2 separate regions of the Mus musculus genome follow, and region 2 is linked to region 1. The links are chromatin contacts, found by Hi-C in ENCODE. All regions are on one chromosome and are shown on one strand. The core of a region is the stretch at or near the end of the contact, and the rest is flanking DNA. Distances in the headings are between cores, read along the strand shown. Region 1 holds the start of Lcn8 (lipocalin 8). Region 2 holds the start of Lcn9 (lipocalin 9).

Region 1 (2,943 bases), core at 211-2,710:
CCTCTCTCCTTCAGAGAGTCAGGCAACTACTACTACCCACTCTCCCTTATAAAGCAATAGGGCTTTATCTAAAGTCTTTGCTTACATTTTGGTAGAAAGGCAGATCTAAGAGCCTAAGATCTAGCTTTCTCTGGAGTTGGAAGACCCAAGCAGATAGACATGGAAAAGGCTAGCCCACATACTGATGATCCCACCATTATAAGAGGTATAGCCTTGTCTAATTTCAACTACATATATGGCTCTTCCTTCCCAGCAGGCCACATCCCTAGTGACCCAAGTCTCTTACCTGTTGTACACGGCTTTCACAGTGACATTCCCCCCACTGAAGGTGAGGAACAAGCCCTCTACCCTCCTTTGAGCCTTCAGCACCAGTTTTTGGTCAGAAGCAACAGCCACTTCCTTCCAGAATCCTGCAATCTAGAGAACAGAACTAGAGATATCCCTGGCTTTGCTCAGCCAAGCTGAACTGGGTCTCCAGCCCCTGGGCTGGAGAGGGTGTTTCAGGGACGCTCGGGCAGCAGTTGGATGGGCTTGAGGGGCAATCCATAGTCGTGAGACTGGAAGCCACTTATTCTCGGCCGAGTTTTCCTTCCCAGGGGAAATGTCCCTTCCAGAAGACACTGACACAATGTTCACTCCTGGTTTGCCAGGAGACCTTTCCAGCAAGGGTGTGGGGAGCAAGCATCCAGGCTTACAGCTTTCATACTGAATGAAGCATGGTTCTACTAATCTCAGCCTCCCCAGGATCATGATCTCCTGCAGTGGCAATGTTCTCAGAGCACAGGACATCACCTGAAACTTTTAGAAACTCATTACTGTTACAAGAGACAATAATCTGTATCCCCCAAAACCTGACCCCTCTGACGTTACAGTGTGAGTCTGGAAGTCTCAGGAAGAATGGGGGATTGGGGCATAGAAGGAAGAATTCAAGCAACAAGCTGCCTGCCCTGGAGAAGTCCTCTTCTGGCTCCACAGTGCACAGGGATAGGGTCTTAGGAACCCTATGAACCAGGAAGCAGGAAGGGACCCCAAATTTGTAAATCACCAAGGACCCTTGAAGTGACCAGCTTGTGGACAGCAACTCCGCCTCAAGACAGGTGGAACATGAGAGAACTCAGAGAGGGGAGAGATCCACAGACCTCAGAGGTCTACTAGGGACTCACACTGCCTGCTGTCTTAGGGATGGAGGCCCCAAGAGTAGGTCTGGCCCCTGACAGCTAGGCTGCAACCAACAGGAGTTAGATGGAAGGGAAGAGAGACTTCAATGGTTGTACACTCTGCTCCCTCCCTGTCCAACTTTCCATTAAGCCCCAGTAGGGCTTCGAAGCCAAGAAGAAAGAGGCACCTTCTCTGGTACAAGCTCCACCCTGGTAGACTCAGCTTGTAGCAGGAACACCAGGAAGAATCCGCAGACATTGCTCAGCAGCCTAGCTTCCATCTCAGGGCCTGGCTTGTGGCTTCTGTTTATGCAAGGTGGGAGCTTATATTTGGAGAGTGTGCAAGCATGTGCAACCACTTAGAGAATGTCATTGGACAAAGCTGGCTGTCAGCTGCTCAGAGACTCAGCTTCTGCTCAAATGCTATCAACCCCCATCCAGAGAGGTGTAGGACCAAGCTAAGATGACAGTTAAGCTGCCTCCATCCTAGCATGTGGACAGTGATGAACTATGCAGTAAGACTGCACCAACCAAGTCCAGCCCCACGCTCTGAGCTATGAACTGGACAAGCTATTTATCTCAGTTTCTCCATTTGTAACAATAAGCTTAAAACAATAACAAAATATTGAACTGAACAAGGAGGCCTGAGTCTCCAACCAGGAACCTTATACCTTATACCTTGCAGCATTCTGCATTCCCTCCATTCTGTGTGTGTATATTTTTTTATATAGTATCTCTATCTGTGTGGTGTGTTATATATGTTTGTATGTGGTATCTGTGTATGTGTGTGTTATATATGTTTGTGGTATTTGTGTGTGGTATGTATGTTTGTATGTGGTGTTTGTGTGTGGTGTGTATGTTTGTGGTATTTGTGTGTCTGTGTGTCTCTGTGTATATAGTGTTCATGTCTTTGTTCTTGGTTGGGGAAAGCATACAAATAGTCACATGGATGTGGAAGCCAGAGTTCAACCTCAGGTGTTGTTCCTTTAGTACAAGTCACTTTGTGTTTTCATTTGTTTTGCTTCATTAGTTAGTTAGTTAGTTAGTTAGTTAGTTAGCTAGCTAGCTAGCTAGCTAGTTAGTTAGTTTATTGATTGGTTGGTCAATTGGCTGGTTACTTATTTTTTGAGACAGAGTTTCTTACTAACCTGAAGCGTGCTGAGTAGTCTAGGCTGCCTAGCCAGTGAGCCCCAGAGATCCCACTATCTCTGTCTGTCCAGCACTCACCATGTGATTTCAAATACACACCACCATGCCTGGCTTTTATATGGGTTCTGAAGAAAGTACTTTACCAGCTGAGCTATCTTCCCAGCCCCAACGACAAGGTTTTTCACACCTCTCAGAAACAAACAAACACCTCTCAGACCACAGAGAATTTTTTTAAGGCAGACAACTTTTATCTTTAAAATCAACTTTATTTGTGATTGATACTAAAACAAAGTCTCCCATTCGCTAGGAAAATAAAAAAACTAAAAATATTAGTTTTTCTCACAATTGTCTATTTCCTCCAAATAAAAAGGAAAGAAACAGGATAAACAGGGACCATGAAGCACCCTGAATGCAAAGCCCTCCCTGACTGACACCCCCAAAATGACTTAGTCACCTTGTGACCCAAATCTCTAACCTCCAACTTGTGTAGCAGAGAAATAGGTCTTGAGTGTCCCAGGGCACCCCAAAACAGCTCTACCCAGGTCAGCACCCCTCATCCTGTAGGAACAGTCTAATCTTTTGGACCCACCTGGAGCTGCTCAAGACCTGGACAGCTCACAGGAAATCCACTGAAGCC
Region 2 (2,943 bases), core at 170-2,669, 170 kb before region 1:
GATTCCCAAACAGATAGGGTCGGGTTACCATAGAGTGCCAGCACTTGGGTCTTGGTCCCATTCTTGATGTTCTGCATGTAGAAGATGATATACATGCTGTAGTCGGTCTCCAAGAGCAGCACCTTGTTTTTCCCCTCATCTGCACAGAGATATAGCTTAGCATACCCTCTGCCTGGGCACTGGTATACCCCCTCACTTCTGCAATGAATGCCATGTGACTTATGTAGCTTCTGTTAAAGCAAGCATTGGAAGGATGTGAGAGTTTGAATGCCCAGTGCTAGCTCAGGAGACTGTGGTATGGAAGTGTAGATAGCAGGGTATTATAGCCCCATCTGTGCGTTTGTGTGCTGCCTCCACAAACCTCAGCACAGTACTCTGGCTGTGTGATAGTTCCAAGCTAGTACTGTCCAGAGAGAGGGCTAGGCTGTGGACCCTTAAGTTGTACCTAGACTGGTGGGCACGGCCTCAGCAGAAAAGACTCCTGGCAATCAGATTAGAAAGAACAGGGCCCCACTCACAGGCAACAGAGAACTCCCCATTATTCTTAGTCTTTTCACAGACCATGGTCACAGCTACACATTCTCCTTGCAACCTGGAGGACAGTGAGGGGAGAAGATCAGAGCAAGCACCAGGCCCATCCCCCTACCTTGGCTTCTGTGACCACTCCAGTAGGGGCCTTTCAGCTTAACTCACTCAGAGGAGCACAGAACACAGCAACAGGCCAGGAACCCCCTGATCCCATCATGCTGATCTGCAGGGAAGAGCTGGTGAAGTCCACACACTGGCCCAAGTGTGCAGATGTGTGAGTGTATGAAGTTCCTGTGGGGCATGGGAACATATTCTCCCCTAGTTTCAGCGTAGGGGGCAATACACACATGAAATGGAAGTCAAACTGCAGGCTGCCGTTATTTAAGAGCTTGATGTTCCGGATGAAGAGCCTCAGGTCTCCATTTTCTTCAATGCGAGTCATGTTATCTGAGGCTATGGAATCGAGGTACCAGGTCCCGGAAATCTGGAAGGAAAGGCTGAGTGGTGGAGTCCTGTACCACCTCTGGGACTGCTTGGCCCTCACAGTCTCAATCCTGGGTGAGTCTCTAAACATTAGCTCTAAGCTGGGACCTCCTTCTGCCTTTTCTGCCCTCCCTCTGCTCCATTTCTCCCAAAGCTCCTTCTGCACCCTCTGGTTGCCATCATGGCTAGGAATGTGAGGGACTCTCATGGCCTAGACACTCCTTTTCCAGGTCAGCCCCCTCCCCAATAAAGTGAGACAGGTGCTTTTCATGAAGCCTGGCCTAGCCTTAGAAGGCTCGGCCCACCCTGGCCAGGTTGTAGTCTCTCCGCACAGCAGTATGCAGGTTGAACTGCGCAGTGGCCAGGCTCAGCACCAGGCCCAGGACTAGTAGTAGTACCATTCTCTCTGGTGGACACCTTGGCTAGCATCTCCCTTATGCCCCTTTCTGTTCTGCGGTTGCCAGCCTGTCCACACACATCCTGTGCCCTGTTGGAAGGCAGCCAAAGGTCCCCATTTAACTGGTCACATTCTAGAGCTGGCCACAGAACCCACTTGAATGGATATGTAGCTGGGTCAGAAAGTGACAGGGGAAGTTGGGACCAACAGGGTTTGGCTATCAGGTCCCTGGACCCAGGCCAGCCTGCTGAGATCATGTGGGAGACTCTGAGTCCTTGTTCTGTGTGTCTAAGCTCAGAAGTTAAAACTCAGAGAGCCCCAGTGTTTGAGTCCTGACAGCTGGCCTCAGTGTTTCTGTTTGAGGCCTTTGGCTACTCACAAACCAGCAGTATGGCTTGCAGCTCAAGCTGACAGCAGAGTCAGCCACCATGCTTGGAGGATCTCACTGAAATCAGAGTGTGGCTACAAAACTCCAGGAGAGACCCTGAGTGAGAGGGTACTCATAGCATCAACCCCTGAGCTGAGGGGTCCTGAGAGAATAATGTTCTGGAGTTTGAGGGTACAGTGGTTCAGGAACACAGACACAGGGTCAGACATGTTCTCATTCCGGCTGGAGACTGGCTGTGGGAGGTGGTGGTGAAATGTGTTCTGGAAATGTCTGCACAGCCCTACCAGGTGGGTCACAGGTCTCTGGCTCCCACTGCCTCCAGGCACCGGTGTGTTGGTGGCATTGAAAGAAAGACTATTCCTCTGAATGAATAAGGCTAAGCTTGGCAGCCAGGGCCGGAAGAGCTCAGCACCTCGTCAATCCAGAGGGCAGACACCCACTGGCTGCCACTTCCCTACGTGGGTAGTTCTGTCATTGATCTGCCCGACTAATGTGGTTCAGAGATGAAGGATAGGAACCCAATGGCCCCCAGGTACCAGGCAGGTATCAAGCATTGTTAAAACCACACAAGTTAATATCAATGGTAGGTTGTTGGACATCTAAGCATCCTTTCTGAGGATCATTTTCCTATAAAGATGTTAGGACAGGGCAGTATAATTCCAGTGCTGTTGAACTCTCCACTGCTTCCCCAACTGCTTTGAGCAAAAGAGCTCTCAGTTCAACCACTTATACTACTACACACAGGCTGTTGAGCCCTTTCTGGCTTTAGCCCCTAAGCTTTGGTCTAACCCAGGACTGTTTGTGCTGGACTTTTTCCTGCCACAAGCCTTGGGGTATTCCTGGTGAGTCCACATGCTTGGTGGTCTAGCAGATGGACTTCTGTGGGTTATGGAAAAGAAGCAAGGCTGTGATTGGTTCAAACACAAACCTTTACTTACATAACAACTCTGCTACGACTGGAACAAAACAGCCCGAAGTACCCCAATCTCTGGTTTGATAGCTGTCTGACACGCCACCTGCTTTGCTGCCTACCCTGGTATTGCAGCATCTGGCCAAGTAAAAACTTTTACTTGAATGTGACTTGTTGTTTGTAAGTTTGTTTGAGACAAGGTTTCAGGTAGCCAAAGATAACCTTGAATTCTTGGTC

The links. Hi-C counts contacts between places; a loop is a spot of excess contacts on that map.
Region 2: a map of regulatory T cell shows a loop between it and region 1 (2.4-fold over the local background). The contact joins the promoter of Lcn9 here to the promoter of Lcn8 in region 1. A Hi-C loop is called at or near these places in 3 of 37 maps with a recorded cell type or tissue (regulatory T cell and v-Abl transformed pro-B cells).

The regions. Positions count from the first base shown.
Region 1 is chr2:25,651,635-25,654,577 of GRCm38, reverse strand. Lcn8 (lipocalin 8) reads right to left here and starts at 1,460. Exons shown (of 7, transcript NM_033145.1): 1 at 1,346-1,460; 2 at 287-417. The coding sequence starts at 1,438.
Region 2 is chr2:25,821,629-25,824,571 of GRCm38, reverse strand. It overlaps Lcn9 (lipocalin 9), which reads right to left and starts at 1,419. Exons shown (of 7, transcript NM_029959.2): 1 at 1,317-1,419; 2 at 876-1,012; 3 at 519-592; 4 at 29-139. The coding sequence starts at 1,412.